Regions from separate parts of the Homo sapiens genome. Here region 2 is linked to region 1. A link is a loop called in an ENCODE intact Hi-C map of the cell type or tissue named here. Cell type or tissue: Caco-2. All regions are shown on one strand. Each heading gives the region's core, and the rest is flanking DNA. Links, peaks and the distances in the headings are about the cores only. Region 1 overlaps CTNNA3 (catenin alpha 3). Region 2 overlaps CTNNA3 (catenin alpha 3).

What was found. A loop is a pair of places that touch in the nucleus more often than their neighbours do. Peaks named below come from ENCODE experiments on the same cell type or tissue, not always from the same donor. Only the 100,000 strongest peaks of a DNase experiment are listed, where the experiment ranks them.
Region 2: it touches region 1 in a loop (4-fold over the local background); 2 of 110 quality-filtered maps call a loop at or near these places.

What each region holds. Positions count from the first base shown.
Region 1 is chr10:67,516,168-67,524,521 of GRCh38, forward strand. It overlaps CTNNA3 (catenin alpha 3), which reads right to left. Exons shown (of 18, transcript NM_013266.4): 5 at 5,675-5,794. Among named protein-coding and RNA genes, the nearest start is that of MIR7151, 120 kb to the left of the region's middle. In Caco-2, for the core only: a CTCF peak has its summit at 4,942 (motif pointing left); a DNase peak (open chromatin) is centred at 4,944.
Region 2 is chr10:67,127,322-67,135,675 of GRCh38, forward strand. The region is part of intron 7 of CTNNA3 (catenin alpha 3); the gene reads right to left. Among named protein-coding and RNA genes, the nearest start is that of LRRTM3, 210 kb to the left of the region's middle. In Caco-2, for the core only: no CTCF peak of the experiment used is centred there; no DNase peak of the experiment used is centred there.

The DNA of each region.
Region 1 (8,354 bases), core at 355-8,354:
TGGTCAGGTTGGTCTTTATTTTTAAAGGTCTTAAAGAAAATATATTTACAATTCCATTTTAATGTTAGCCCCAATGGAAAGTTAGTCCCTACCTTATAAGGTCCTTGTAGATAAGCAATTCCCAGTGCAATATTATTCTAGCTGATTCACTACTTTTTTCTTGCTATAAGTCCTTACATGATTGAAGGATATTATCGGAACTCATCAACTTTTTCTTCTCTATATGCTATAGTACAACCACAAGCCTAGCACTATTTAGTTTCATTTTCTAAGCATTTCTTCCACAGGATCCCTACATTGTTTTGTTGTATCCTCAGAGTTCTCAAGTTCCCAGAGTAAGCCTAAGAGTATTTTCTATGTGGTCAGTCATTATCTATCTAGAATTTTATTTTTTGTTTTGAAATATTTGATTGACAAAGATTGAATATATTCAAAGTGTGCAACAAGATGATTGAGAGATATATACACATTTTGTAATGACTACCACCATTAAATTAACACGTCTATCATCACTCGTGCTGTTTATTAGGTCCCCAGAACTTGTTCATCTTATAAGTGAAAATGTGTACCTTTGATCAATATCTACTAATTTCCTCCACCCACCAATCCCTGGAAAGCACTCCTCTACCCTCTACTTCTCTGAGTTTGACATTTTCAGATTCCACATATAAGTAAGACCATACAGTATGTGTATTTCTGTGTCTGGATTACTTTGCTTAGCAAAATGTCTTCCAGGTTCAACCATACTATTGCAAAGGCAGGATTTCCTTCCTTTTTAAGGCTAAATAATATTTCATTGCTTATATGTATACCACATTTTCTTTATTCATCTGTTAATAGACACTTAGGTTGTTTCAATATCTTGGCTGTTGTGAATAATGCTGCAATGAACGTGGGAGTGCAGCTATCTCTTCAAGATACTGATTCCATTTTCTTTGGATATATACCCAAAAGTAAGATTGATAGGTCTTATGATAGCTCTATTTCATATGTTTTTAGCAACCTCTATACTTTTTCCGAAATGACTGTACCAATTTACATTCCCAACAATGTGCAAAGGTTTCCTTTTCTTCACATCATCACTAACTCCTGTTATCTCTTGTCTTGCACACCTGTTAGGATGGCTATCATGAAAAAGATAAGAGATAACAAGTAGAATTTTATTTTTCAATTGAAAAATATTAACCCGCAGTCATTTTTATCAAATAAATTTTATCTAACTTATTTTTATTTTTCTTCTGTTTAATAAAAGTTTGTTTTAAATTCAATTTTTATCCTACAAGGTATTATGTACCCTTCTGGCTTTGGAATTACCTAAAAGGGGTCACACACCCAGTTTAGTAAAAGAAAAAAAAAGCAGTTGTTCACTCCTGAGCATCGTCACTAAAAAAGTACCATGTGCTGAACAATACCTGAAGCATAAGGGAAGCTTGGATATATAGAATGTATTATTAACCTGAATTGGACGTTAGCCAGAACACTGAACCTACTTCCCCCAAGAGATTGTCATAGTACAAGTCCTCAGTACTTTAACTGCCCATCAAGAGATATCACCTTAGAAACATATTAGAACAAAATGTTGCAGCTCCCTTCTTGAGAGGTGTCAGCATGTTCTTTTTGTTACATAGATCACCAACTGCTAGACTATGTATGTCCAAAAACATTCTATCCCATATGTTCAGAACAGTGCTGGACCCTATGTACAGCACAGAAGTATACAAAATAAAGAACATATCCATATCCTTATGGAACTTACAACCTATTTAAGAAAATGGCTTATGAGAATAACAGAAAACATATAATAGCTACCAATTATACTAAACACATGTCAGGTGCAATGTTAAGTCCTTTATACATATTTCATAGGACTTACTTTATACTTGATATATTGTTTCCTCAAAGCAAGCTATTTAAGTTAGGGTTATTTTTCCGATGCTTTTTAAAAAGAAACTCAGGTATCCAGTACAAACAGTCTAACCAGGTTTGGGTAACTACAAAGCTCACACTCTAATCACTGTACTACATGGATTCTCAATGAGTATATCATCAATCAAATGCTAAATTGTATGACACAAATAAAAGCTAAGAATGGCAAAGAGTGAAGAGTTATATTGACTAGAGGTCACAGGAGGAGGTGTTATGAGGGAGGCTAGACTTCAGTTTGACTTTAAAGAATGATTTAAGTATGTAAAATGAAACGGGCTGTACATTCTAAATACGAAGTTATATAAACCTTGTGCACAGGTCAGAAGGCAAGAATAGTATGCCGTGATCAGAGAGACAAGAATCAGATACGTGATGTGTTCCAACATGCATGCAGGTCTGAAGTACAATAATTTAATTTTACATATTTTTATATCAATGTCTAAATGTGCTTTAGTCTATATAATGTTCAACTCAATAATGTCAACTTTAATTTATATCAAAAGACTTCAGAAGCCTCTGGAAATGGATGTGTTTTATAATGTTATTATAAGTTTTAAGGGTAGATAAAGAGAGGAATGAATTACATTAGAGTCCACATTATCAAACCTTATTTTGTTTTACTTCACAAAACGAAAGCTCTAAGGAAACCTCTTGATTTATAAGCACTCAAATTAATACATAAATCTGAGATCGATATAATAGCTGGAACTTGTTATTACCATTCCTATGTCACACCAACTAGAAGGATGAAAACCAAGTAGTCCAAGCAGATAAACTCCAAGACTGTACCTGCCTTTCGATAGTAAGAACCAAAAGAGTGTCCAAATTCTCCGGTTAATCCTGCTTTGTCATCCGTTTACTTTAGGCTGATTCATCCCAGTAAACCCACCACCTCACCTATCACAGCCTCCTCTCACACCTTTTCCAATCAAAGCTATTTCAACATTAGTCTTTTTGAAAGTAGGAAAATGTAGAGATGTTGTGCCCTGACCCAAGGAATAGCTGATGTGCAGGCACTCACTCTTTTAAATAAATAAATACTAAGTTCAGACCTAGGAAAGAAAGCACAGTAACCTCAGAAAAACAGAAGTGAGAGAATGGAGCAAAGAACTCCAGTAGTCTTATCTTGTGCCGAGAAAGAAATCTCTCAAAGATGATGTTAAAAATATCATAGAAGGGGACAGAAAATAAAACCTAATGGATGACTCCAATAAAATAATTATAGTCAATTCATTGGACATCCATAATTCAGAGTTAACACTGGCATTTTCTGTTTGTTTTAAAAAATGGATAGAAGAATAAAATATGTTAGGAGAAAACCTCAATAATACATAGGGGCAAGGGAAAATCTCTCAGCCCTTGGTATCCAGGAAACCAAAGGCTTATGCTCTTTTGAATTTTAAATGTGTAGCAAAACACATTGATTTTAATTGCCTATAATCTGAGGTCAAACCTTTTGGCATGGTTCTTTGTTCATAGCAACAACACCACCAATAATATTTACTGAGGATTTGCCATGAGTCAGATACTGTTAGGAGCACTGGAGAGGATACAGCATTAAAGGTGACAGACGAGGCCCTGTCCTTTTGGAGCTTATGTTCTGTCCCAGTGCGGAATGATAAATATGGTTGGACCAGGGAACAAACCATGACTAATTCTCTAATACAAAGAATACCACCTTATAAAGAGGAAACTTTCTTGCTAAACTGGCAATTTTACAGAGGCCTGAATCTTTTCCATTAGAAGAAAAACACTTTCTGGCGTGTGCTTCATCAGGTTTTGGAGCTTTAAAGGAATAGAATGCGAGATAAAAGATAAATCCCATCAAGCTAGAGAAGAGCTGATGTTCTGACCCTTTGACCCTGCCCATCAAGAAGACATAACACTCCAGGTTTGAAGTCAGACTTGATTTAGATTTGAAGCCCAGTTTCACGCCTTATTAGCTCCATGACCTTAGGCATGTTACTTAACTTCCTTAACAATTTTCTCATCTGTAAAATGGTGCTAACAAAAGCCACCTCACTGTATTGTTATAAGCATTTAAAGATTCAATTCATAAATGTTTAAATCATACCATGTGCCATATGCTTTTCATTTAATAAATAGTATAGATGATTTATATAGGCATATATGTATACACTCCATGTGCTCATCTTTTCTTTATGCACATATAATTTACCCATCTATCCTCAATGCCATTCTCCCAGAGTTCTACCCTTCTGCCCCTGAGGCATTTACATTCTTCCAAATTCACAATTAGCTAATAAAAGAATCCAATCACTGAAAATGTGTTAATGAGAAACGATAACAGAAGAGTACAGTGACTACTGCCTGCCAGCTCAAATACCCCTCCATGGTAAAATATGGTTTTGGAAACAAAACTGTACTAAAAATTGCATAGGCCGGAGGAGTGACTCTGGTGTGAACGCTAAGCAGCATCCTCTGGGGGTTTGTTATAGTAGCACTCAGTAACCATCAAGTGCTAATACCTAGATCATCATTAATTTTTTTAAAAAAACAAAACTTAAATGGACATTGTATCCTTTTTCATGTAAATTAATGTGTCTGCAAAAAGAATGTATTTGCCCTGGAACATTCTATAAAACAAATATAACCCCTAGGAAAATAAGGCCATAGAAAGGTTAAATGTCCATGTAACATCTGTGATAGAGCAATACCTAGAACACAATTCTCTTTTTGGCCCAGTAATTCTAGACCATATCATGTTGACTTAATGAGATTTAACTAAAAATAGAAAATTCTGCTTTGAAAACCTTCATCCAAAAGGATCCAAAACTTGTGAATTAGGCAATGGTGAGAATGCCACACCCTTTGCTACTCTAAGAGGAAAGTCTCTCAAGTGATCGACTCGAGGCCTGGCCATGCAAGTCAGACATTTAGTCATTTTTCTAGACTCTATCCATCATGGAGCACATTACCGAATTTCATGCAACCTCATTTAAACATTTAACTGGCTGTTCTGATCGGAATAAACCTTTGGTGGAAGTAAAAGCTTGACAACGCTGACACCTAGTGGCTGTGAAGAAACTGGAGCAGATTCAGCCTAGGAAGAGTAGTGAGCTACTGTGGCAGTGTCTCCAAAACACACAGCATTTAATCATGATGAATATTAGGTTATAAAGTACCAGTTCTAAAACAAACCCTATAAAAGTTTATTTCAGCTCTCTATTTATCTAGGGGCCTACAAAAGGAGGCAATTAAAAACCTTGTATTTGAAAAGTAAATCTTCCTTCAATCTTCCACACTTAGCAAATTACTCATCTTCAAAGATCAAAGAAAACTAAAGATCAATTCATATTTTGGCATATTTATGACTATTTTCCTTAATGTTGCATGTACACCCACAACCTTATCCTGGTCTTCAGGTGATTTTTCTCCCCAGGTCAAATATAAAAGCCAACTGGCCAAGCCATTATAGAGACTCCCTTTATGCCTCTGAAGCGTCCCTAGTCAAAGGGTAGTTGGATTTTCACAAACCAGCAGGAATTTTCTTTAAGAGAGGTATAAGGACACATGTGGAAACCCCTAAAGTACACATCTAAAAGCAAGGACCACATTGAACACTGTGGGAAGCCATATGAACACAGCAGATCAGCACAGCACAACCTGTATCTGCTCTAACCATTAGAAGATAAGTTTCCTCAGACCCACCTGCACCTCTGACAGGCAGGATGGCAGGAAGCCTAAAGTGTTCATCTCCTCCACCAAGGAGAGCTCTGACTCCTACCTGCTGACGTTTGAAGGCTAAATAATCCAAATTTTCCAGCTCCTTCCCAAGCTTCTGGTAGGTTTTCTGGAGGTCAGATTTGTTGGCAACATTTTTGAGAGACTCAAATGTCCTTTGAAACTGAAATTGAAAACAAAAGTAGATCATTAGGATAGCAGCAGATTTTTCTCAAATTCTCAACTTGCTAACACGAAGAGTCGATAATGAGCCTCAGTTTCTCCCATTCATAATACAGTGATAACAAATGCTAGCTAATTATCTTTCAATGAAATAATTAGGGACACAGAAAGAGTTATAAACCATATTCTAAGTATAACCAACATTACTGCATGCATGAGAAGCCTGTTCAGTCCTCATTCTAACAAAAGAGCATACTTCATTTAAAAAAAATAAAAAAGAAAGTTCATCTTTTAGGATATACTTCTGCTTTAAAATTTTTTAGAAAGCACTGTGAATGTATAATTTTAAATCATAATGAGGAAGCATTAAAGAGTGCTCACATTTCAATCATGGAAACAAACAAATTTATGAAAATGTAGTTGCTTACACGATATTTTGCTATAATGGCATGGAATCTGGCTTGCCTCTATAATAATATCTATGCAGAATAGGTCACCCAACAAACTTCAGCAAGAAAGATCTCTCAGAGCTTGTATTTTGAGAAGGAAGGAAAACTTAACATTTTGATGATCAAAGCATATGTGGCATGTTCAGCAAACATTTATTCATTTCTGCTCTATAACACAGATGAGCTATGAGCAGATGAGTTATGATCAGAAAGAGAGTTCTGATCAGTTCTGCTGAATCAGAATGCTCCTATTCTTTTTAAATCAGATACTAGATAAATACAAAGGTGAAAAATTGCAACGAACCACAGAATACTGTCTGCTACTAATAATTAATTAAGCAAAGGAAGCTCACAAGAAATTGGATTCTTGGTTTATTTTCATAAATTAGAACATACTTTGGAGGGTTAGTGATTGAAAATGTCAAGTAATGTAATTTGCAAGACATTTGCATTTGCTCTCTCTTTATGTCATTTATTTCCCATATTCTCACTCTGTGCCATTAGACAGATTTCTACAGATAGAGACTTGACCATCTTAAACACACCAGAACTCCACTGTGACTATGATGCCATGAGACAGGCTAATAAGATTTTATAGAATATAATTAAGTTTCCAGGGAAATGATTTGACCCTTACTATATCAAACTCTATGAAATAAGTCATATTAAAATGGCATTCTACTGAATTAAATCCCTAATTTCATGAAAGCAACATGTTTATCTCAATCCAAGGTGACAGAGGGAAAAGAAATGGGAAATAACAGTGCTAAGCTTCCATGACAGGACAGTAAATTAAATTCAACAAATAATCATTTAGAACCTACTATGCACAAAGCACTATGAATATAAAAGACATTTCCTGCCCTGAAGGAACTCATACCACTGGAGAAACTAGACATGAAATTCGGAAATGAGATGGACACTGACACTTACTGAGTGCCCACTCAGCCCCAGGTACTTGATGCTTTCCAATTTAATCTTCACAAGAACCACAGGAGTTCCTATTTCTCTTCTCATTCTATAATTGAGTAAACTGGGTTTCAGAAAGTTTGATTGAACTGGGTTTTTATTACAACATTCATGTTCTTTCTACTCTATCCTTAACTCTAACACAAGGCAAGGTAGTAAAGAGAGTGCAAAAAAAGAGAGATAAAGGTAACATTGGTGAAAACTCGGAAAACTCACTGATACTGACACTGACGGAGGGACTCAGACCACGTAGAAGACGTAAGACAATTTGAGTTGGGCCCCAAAGGACAGGAAGTCTTTTAAGAGTCTGACGTGGAAACCAATTCTACCCAACATATTAAACACAGCCAAAATCAGTTCATTTTCCCCCACTTATAACAATAAACAAGTTCCTTTCAACATAATTTTAATGACCTTTATATGAAATATTTATTATATTGTATAATCATTTCTGTGCCTTGCCCATTTCTTGGTTCATTCTCACTATGTTCAAATCAAAATAAAACCTTATCTAAGATTCTAAAAAATTTAAGTAATTTTATCTATGATTTAATTAATACAAGCTATTTTACTGACAAATCCATTTAACTCTAAAGCATGTTTTAGCCCCTGCACTTTGTCTTCCCTAAGAAATATTAGCTCTACTTCTTAAAATATTTTTTCTTCATATTTATCTCTGTAAACATTATACAACTCCAAATGGGAACTTTAGAGCAAACACACTTGTAAAGAGTGTTCAAAATAGCCGGGCGCGGTGGCTCACGCCTGTAATCCCAGCACTTTGGGAGGCCGAGGCGGGCGGATCACGAGGTCAGGAGATCGAGACTATCCTGGCTAACACGGTGAAACCCCGTCTCTACTAAAAATACAAAAAATTAGCCAGGAGAGGTGGCGGGCGCCTGTAGTCCCCGCGGGAGGCTGAGGCAGGAGAATGGCGTGAACCCGGCAGGCGGAGCTTGCAATGAGCCGAGATTGCGCCACTGCACTCCAGCCTGGGCGACAGCGAGACTCTGTCTCAAAAAAAAAAAAAAAAAAAAAAAAAGAGTGTTCAAAATAAGAAACACAGAAAACCAACACTTCAGGTAATATGCCCATGGCCAAAGGAGAAATGGAGAAAATCCAGTAACAATACATGATCACAAG
Region 2 (8,354 bases), core at 199-8,198, 390 kb before region 1:
ATAATTCAGTACATAAATAATAAAAGGAGTTCCAAAGTTTGTGCTTCATAGGAGAAAGACCATTCTCAAGCCCTACTAATCACCTTCACTTACATAAAATGAACATCATCATTCCAGGATTTAAGCTACATGTCCCAAGTCTTCTTTCCTTCTCTAGCACTGACCTCGCATTAAGATGATTGAGAGTGGAATATCCATTCTTTCCAGGAAAAGATGACCCTATAATCAGAGATGTGGTTTGATCTTCTGCAATGCCAGCAAAACAATCAGACTTCATATCACTCCCCAACATCTGAGTCATAACATTGAGAATATAACAAAAATAACATTGTGTGGGAAGTACCGAGATTCCTGTCTAGGTACATCTGTACCAGGTACAGTCAAGCTCCTTTTCAGTCTCTCCTTAGGACCTAATCTCACCCTCACTCATTTTTTACATTATATCTGTAACAAGTAATAAACATTTCTTCTACACTCTGACTTAGAGTTATTATTCAAACTTGGTAGGAAAGAACTTGAGATTGTGATCAGAGACTTTATAATTCTGTGTGTGTGTCTGTGTGTGTGTGTGCATGTGCGTGCACATGTACATGCATGTGTATCAAAAAGAGCTTGGGTTTAATCGTTCACATTAATTACCCCACATCTTTACTACCCATGTTTTTCCTCACATGTCCTCAACTTAGCAAATGACACTAACCAATAGCTCAAGGTCAAAACTCTGGAGTCATTCTTGACTCCTCCTCTTCATCATCTCCTATATCTAATTAATGTTCAAGTTTTATAAAATTCACATTTAACCTTGTGATGGTTAATTTTATGTGTCAACTTGACTGGCCATAGGGTGCCCAGATACTCAGTCAAATATTATTCTGGGTGTTTCTGTGAAGACATTTTAGATAAGATTAACATTTAAAGTTATAGACTGAGTAAAGCAGACTCAGTTTATAATTTTAAATGTTAATCTTATCTAAAAAAGATTATTCCAAAAGGATGTATGGTTTTTCTAAAATCAGTCCTTCATAGAAAGCCCAATTCTATTTCTACTTTTAAAAGTAATTTATTTAATTTCTACATCTCTCAACTGGGAAACAATAATTCCAAAATAATCTGATCCTTTTTTTTTTAAAGAATAACCATGAAATATTCTTCCCCAGGTTAACAAAACTAGTAGCCCACCTGCAATATTCTCGATCACAAGCACTTTGCAGGCTGCACTATACAGAGCTACTTGGGTAGAAATATTTTCCTTTTGTTCCTTTAACAGCTTTACCCCTTTGACAAGATTTTAAAACAATCAAGTTTAATTTTTCCAATTTCTTCCTCAGTATTACTTTGGCAAAGGTTTGGGCATTAAGTGAGGTAGAAATCAATAATTCTCCAAGTAATGCTTGCCCCAGAAGGTGTCCACATGAAAATAAATAGGTGTCCTGAGCATAAAATATTTTTTATAAATACCTATTTGAGGGAAACAAAAATCTTAATGCCTCAAGTATTTAAGACTTTTTAAAAAGTAAAAGAAAAAAATACAATTCCTCATTTAATGGTGGAATAACTACATCTAGTAAGATTTTTTTCCTTTTCCTTCTAAACATAGAAAATTAATACAAGTTGAAACTAGGCTAATCATGAAAAAGTGTAAATTAAAAATGTACATTAATTTAAAAATTCTTCTGACCACATGAATTATAAAAGACTGCAAATATAAGGGAGGAAAAAAGAACTGTGAAAATTAGACTGCTCACTCATTTGAAACCCTTTGATAAAAAGCACTCTATCTTCTTCGGACTGCCACCCCTGTGAGGGAAGGGACTGTGACATTTTGTATTAATCTCTACATAGCACTTGCCTCTGTACTATGCCTGTGACAGTATTTCATAATAAAAAATTTTCAGATTTTTTCAGTGGAACCATGTTCATTAAATAAGAAACTAACAAGATGTGTTTGTCATCCCAATTGCCTTGGAACATTAACCATTTCATTTCAAATGTTACCACTTTGCTTGCTAAATTTACTTATTCCTCTAAGTTTAAAAGTATCTCAAATCCTGAAATGACTTTATAATTTAGCTGTTAATTTTCTCTAGCCACTTGCTTTTAAGTTAACAACAATTCTGACACTATAGCTTATTAACCACAAACAGTTATGAATTAAATCAAGTATAATGTGCAATTAAAACTCAGATGCAGAGTCAAATAGGATTTCCCCACGTCTACATAAGAAGCTTTGAAATGCATACAATAATGACACATGAATCATTACTATTATAGAGATGAGAAAAATGTTGAATACTAGGATTTTACAATCAAACGAGCACTTGTTATTTACTAGATAGTAAATTTCACCATTTACGTTTCTTTACTTCCTTATGCCCTGTATGAAAACACAATAGAAACGAAAGTGCTAAGTGAAGTCTTTCAGTATTTTAAGAAGTAGAAAACCTTGGTTGAGACCTCACTCCATTCAAACATTTAGCAAACATCCACTGATCACAATCTGTAGTCAATCACTGTGCTACTGAAATATGTGGCCACCATGATTGTGACAGTTAAGGAACCATCTGTAAAGAATGATTCTTGCCTGGTATTTCTCACTTATTCTGAAAAATAAATCTTGACTAGAAGAGAGTTATCTAGGATCCATATAGAAGCATACTTAGATATTTTCTGATATATAAAATGAAAAAGAGAATGTCTTGCAAAGAACAGAAATTAAAAGCACATGAAGGACACTGTCTTTGAAATCTACCCCCCTTCCAACATCATGCTTGTTCAAGCACCCATCACCATTCCTTTAAAGAAACCCTCCTTTAAAGAAACCTCAGGAGGGTTCCTGCCTCAGTGTTGCTCCTCTATGAACCTCCTTCCACTACTAAGAGTGCCATCTTTCTAAAACCTGACCAGAACATCACGGTGCCTTAAGCCCTCAGTGTCTCTTTCCCATCAACTAGATGAAATCCAGTCTCCTTGGTTTGTATGATGAGGCTCTTTGTGATCTAGATCCACTTATAGGGCAGGCAGGGAGAAGCCACCCTCTATGAGGGAGGTGAGGAAAGAGTAACCCATAACTTTTGCTATCTCAAAAGGTTGCTGACCCTAACACCATTTAGGCAAAGCTGGTCAATGGGGAGATATTGGATAGACTCACATTAGAAGTCACTCTGAGAAATTACTAAGACTCCAGATCATAATTCCCAAAATTTAAAATTAGATAAACCTTCTGAAATGGACCTGTGACAGATAAGAGTGTAAATCTGAAGAAATATACTCAATACAAGGGCCTAACGATTTGTTGAAGAGATCTTTTCAATACATTGTGTAGCTTATGTTGGAAGCCTTTCTAAATTAATACATTTTAGCATAGTTATGTTGAGCATGGAAATGGGAACTAGAACGGTTTATAATCCTGTGATCTGAGCTTGGAGCATCAATGGGTCCTGGCCTGGAACCTGTCCCACAGCAGAAGATGAGGACCTGGTAGACGATATCCAACACAGCACTACATACAAATGGAAGCACTGACAGTAATACAGACATTGGATACCCTTTCTTCCTCTGCTTGAATTGCATTAACTTCTGGCATTTTGGACAGGCATCAAGAAGGTAAGTCATTCAAGAAGGTGAGGAAATGAATCAAGGATGGCACAAAGATAAATATAGGGCATGCAGAGTCTAGAGTAATTGATTCAAAAAATTAAAGAAACTTGGCTCCATTTTTTACCTTATCCTGCTTATACTTGCAATACCTCTGGGCATTATTTTTCACTCTTCTTCCCTTCCTACTTTACGCTTACCAACTCAGAACTCAGAATACACTATGCTCTCCCATGTCTCCTCGTTATGCTCTTTCCTTTGCCTAGAATGCTCTAGGAAGCCTTTTCTGAGCCAAGAGGGTTGGGTTAGGTACCTTTCTTTGGTGTTTCCATTGTATTCTGAGGATGTGTTTATATGATACAATTTATTCAAGCAGCTTATCCTCTATATGCCTCTATTTCACTTGTAAAATGGAGACAATAATAGCATATACTCCATAGGATTGTTTTGGTTATCAAGCAAGGTAATATATGTGAAACCATTTAAACAATATCTGGCACAAATAAACAACTATATAAGTAATAGCTATTGTGTTATTATTATTATTAAAACACATTATGCTTTTATCAGGTACTATGTGGCAGTCATTATGCCGGGTGTTGGTAGACCATTGGTGAACAAAGGAGGCTTGGTTCCCACTGCAGTGATGCTATATAAAATTACTCATTCTTCAGTATGTGTCTCCATGCCTCCCAGTGTCAGAGATCAATCTTTGTCATTTTTTGTGTGTTATCAGCACCTAGAAGAGGATTTATCACAGAGCTGGGCATATAAGAGGTGCTCAAAAATTATTTAAAAATAACCCCAGAAAGTCCTGAGCAGAGGAAAAAAACATGTGGCTTGTAGACATGCAACAGCATTAAACTCACTGAAATTATGTGTGGCTGGGACCCAGGTTAAATGAGAATAAGTGAAAGAAAATGCAGCTGAAGAGAAGGAAGCCTAGATCACAGTGGGCCTAATACTATGAGAAAGAGTTTAACTTAGAATGGGAATTCAGAAAGCATTTTAAGTAAGGAGTATCATACTCATATTTCCATTACAGAAAGAATGGAAACTGTGAAGGCCAATGATTGGAAGAAACTGAGACTAGAGGTAGAAAATAGGATGGTATTTGCAGTATTCTGCATAAGATGTGATGAAAATGTGATCTAAGATAGCATCAGTGTGAATAGACAGACAAGGATAGAGCAAAATTAAGACAATAGGTCTGATAGGCCAATAGGATACAGCATTTGAAGAAAAGACAGAAATCTAATATGACTCTTATGTTTCTAGCTTGGGTGCTAAATACATTGCAAAGCATTAAGTGAGATGATAATATGAGAATAAGGTTAGGATTGATGCGACAAAATGGAGATCAACTGCTGAATTTTAGGCATATGGAGGCATCTATGAGATTAAGTAGAAATCTAAGAGTCGGTAGGTTATATGCACTTAGGTATCAAGAAAGAAAATGGAAAGTGGTCTTTGCTGGACAACTATAAAACCTGGTGTAAATTAAGAGATCGTGTTTCCAGGGAGATGAAAGAGAAAGTTAATCATGGATTAAAAAGTATATGTAGATGTACAAGAAATCGAGGAGATGTACAAGAATTGACGATCCTTTCTAGTAATATTTTAGTCAAGATTATCAACTCAAAGTAAATGAGAGGGATATGGGTTACGAATTGAGGTGGTTAGTGAAGGTTTGAGAGAAATGGAAAAGAAGGTTATCAAGGACACATAAAATATATTAGGCAAGGAACCAACCTAAGTGTCCATCAACAGACGAATGGATAAAAAAAATGTCGTATATATACACAATGGAATATTATTCAGCCATAAAGGAAAATCATGTCATTCACAGTAACATGTATGGAACTTGAGGTCATTATGTTAAGTGAAATAAGCCAGGCACAGAAAGACAAATGCCACACGTTCCCACTCATATGTGAGAGCTAAAAAACTTGATCTCAGGGACATAGAAAAAAGGACCATAGATACCAGAGACTGGGACGGGTGAGTGGGGGTGAGGGGGTATGAAGAGAGGTTGGTTGTGGGCACACACATACAGTTAGATAGAAAAAATATGTTCTAATATTTGATAGCAGACTACAGTGACTATACTTAACAACAATATTATGTATATTTTAAAGTAACTAGAAGAGAGGACTTGAAATGATACCAACACATAAAAATGATAAACACTCAGGTGATGGAGACCTCAAATACCCTAACTTGATCATGACACATTTTATGAATGTAGCAAAAACTCATATGTACTCCGTAAATAGGTGAAACATTGTATGTCAATAAAAGAGAAAAAATTAAAAAGCAAGGAAAGGATATATATATGCTTGATACCTAAATGCATAGTGTTCTATAGCCTTAGCTAGAGCATATTGCCTGATATATATATATATATATTTATACACACACACACACAATGGTAGATACATACATACATACATATATATATATACACACACACACACACACACACACAATGGTAGATATATATATAGCAACAATAGTAGAGAAACACAGAAGGTAAATGGTTGGACTGATTTAAAGCTGAAGCTTTACAAAGTCGTGGTGAAGAAATACAAAGGAGCAAAGGAATGGAGGGAGCTGCATGCCTAGGGAGCATCCATTGCTGAGAATTATGCCACATAGAGAAAAAATGTAGTTAGAAGAAGGGATTAACAGGCTTAAGGGAAAAAAATGAAAGAATCAGGAGATTAAAACTCTAATTAATTTGAAGAGTAAATGCAGCAGATCAACTCAAAGAATAAGAAGGTACGTCTTGGAGTTTAAGATTTCAGAGACTGAAAATTCTAATACATGGAAAAGACCTAACATGTAACCATATGAAGGAGAGCTGAAACTTGCATTTTTGAGCATCTGTAGGCATTGTGCTTGGCATTTTACATATGCCATCTCATTTGATAATGATTTTCTTTATTTAGAGAGACAAGGTCTTGCTATATTGCCCAGACCGGTCTCAAACTACTGGACTCAAGTGATACTCTTGCCTCAACCTTCTGAGTTGCTGAGATTACAGGTGTGAGCCACTACACTCAGCTTGATTCATTATTTTTATAGATGAAAAGACTAAGTATGAGTCAAGTTACATGATTTGCCCAATGTTACACAGTTAGTCAGTAGCCGAACTGGGATATAAACTCTAGCCTGTGTAATTCCAAAGCATATACTCTTTCTAGAATAACACACCAACTGCTCAATGTGAGAAGGTTGTCAGGGAAAAATGGAGCAAAGATTACTTGAAGTAAGTAAATTAAAGAATTCTGAGACTAGATGGTGGATGGGGTGATTCAGGTAGACACAGAAGTCATTCACCTGACAGCTAAACTTGAATGGAACAATCTATTAGTTAATTCCATAATCATTGAAAAATGTAGAGAAGTGATAACGAGACTGATAAATGGAGTATCCCATGATGAGCTCTGCTACAGGTTGGCACCATGATGGGTGAAGAACACAAAAAAAGGAATGTATATTACTGCAGCATATCATGAATGAATTTCCTAATAAAATAATACGATGGATGCTAGAGATTTTATGGGGCCACTCTCACAAACCCTCTCATTAAAAGCCAAGTTCTGGGAAACTGGAGCTGGTGGATTCCTCAATTCCTGCTTGTTACATTGACCCTGAACTTTGAGCACCCATCAAGAGAGCAAGGAGACTGGAAATCTGCATCCATTCAGTTTTATTAAGCTTGTATCCTAGATATCTGCATCCATTCAGTTTTATCTAGCTTGGATCCTAGCTTGCACTCTTTGTTTGCTAGTTTAGTGATAGGACAAATTAAAAGCAACTTTAAACTAAGGCTGAGTCATCATCCTACAGTCTTCTAACCTCTAATAACTGCTGAGGAGTGGTTAGTTCAGGATATGGGATATCCAGAAGTTATGAGTTCCAAAGAAGGAGGGATTTTTATATGACAGAGAGGAGTCACTCTGTAGACACAGAAGTAAAAGGCAAGGTGAGTGATTGCCCACTACCACCGCTGAGACCCATGATTCCTAGAAGGTGGGAACATAGGCAGACACCATTCCATATGGTGGCAGGATAGAGCTATCTTTTAATTAATAGAAAAAAGATAGAGGGGTAATGTTCCTTAAGGTGTTCTGGTTTGTTTTCAAGTTGATATGGTTCTGGAGAATTATGGGAAGGGTTGGGAGATGAAAAACAAAGGGAGGAAATATCTAGAGATACAGAGAATGAAATAGTATAATGATAAGTTCATTAATGAATATGGGTGACTCCTGGAGCTTGTATTTTGTTAGGTTGACACAGATGGCAGGGAATAAAAGAATGGTGGTACTAATTTCATGTGTTTCCTTGTATCTCTGACATAACAAAAATATAGTCTTTCAGCTGAGCATAATCCCCGCTTCACAATGAGAGTAAATCTTTTGTGTCACAACAGACCTGACCAGATATATGCAGTAACAACAATGGACATACAGGTAAGTCACAATGGCTCATGCCTGCAATCCCAGTACTTTGGGAGACCAAGGTTGAAAGGATTGTTTCAAGGCCAGCCTGGGCAAAACAGTGAGACCTCATCTCTACTAAAAAATTAAAATAAAATAAAATAATTAAAGGGGTATGGTGGTACATGCCTGTAGTCCCAGCTACTCAGGAGGCTGAGGCAGGAGGATTACTTGAGCCCAGGAATTCAAGGTTGCAGTGAACTATGATTGCACCACTGCACTCCAGCCTGGATGACAGAGTGAGATCATGTGTCA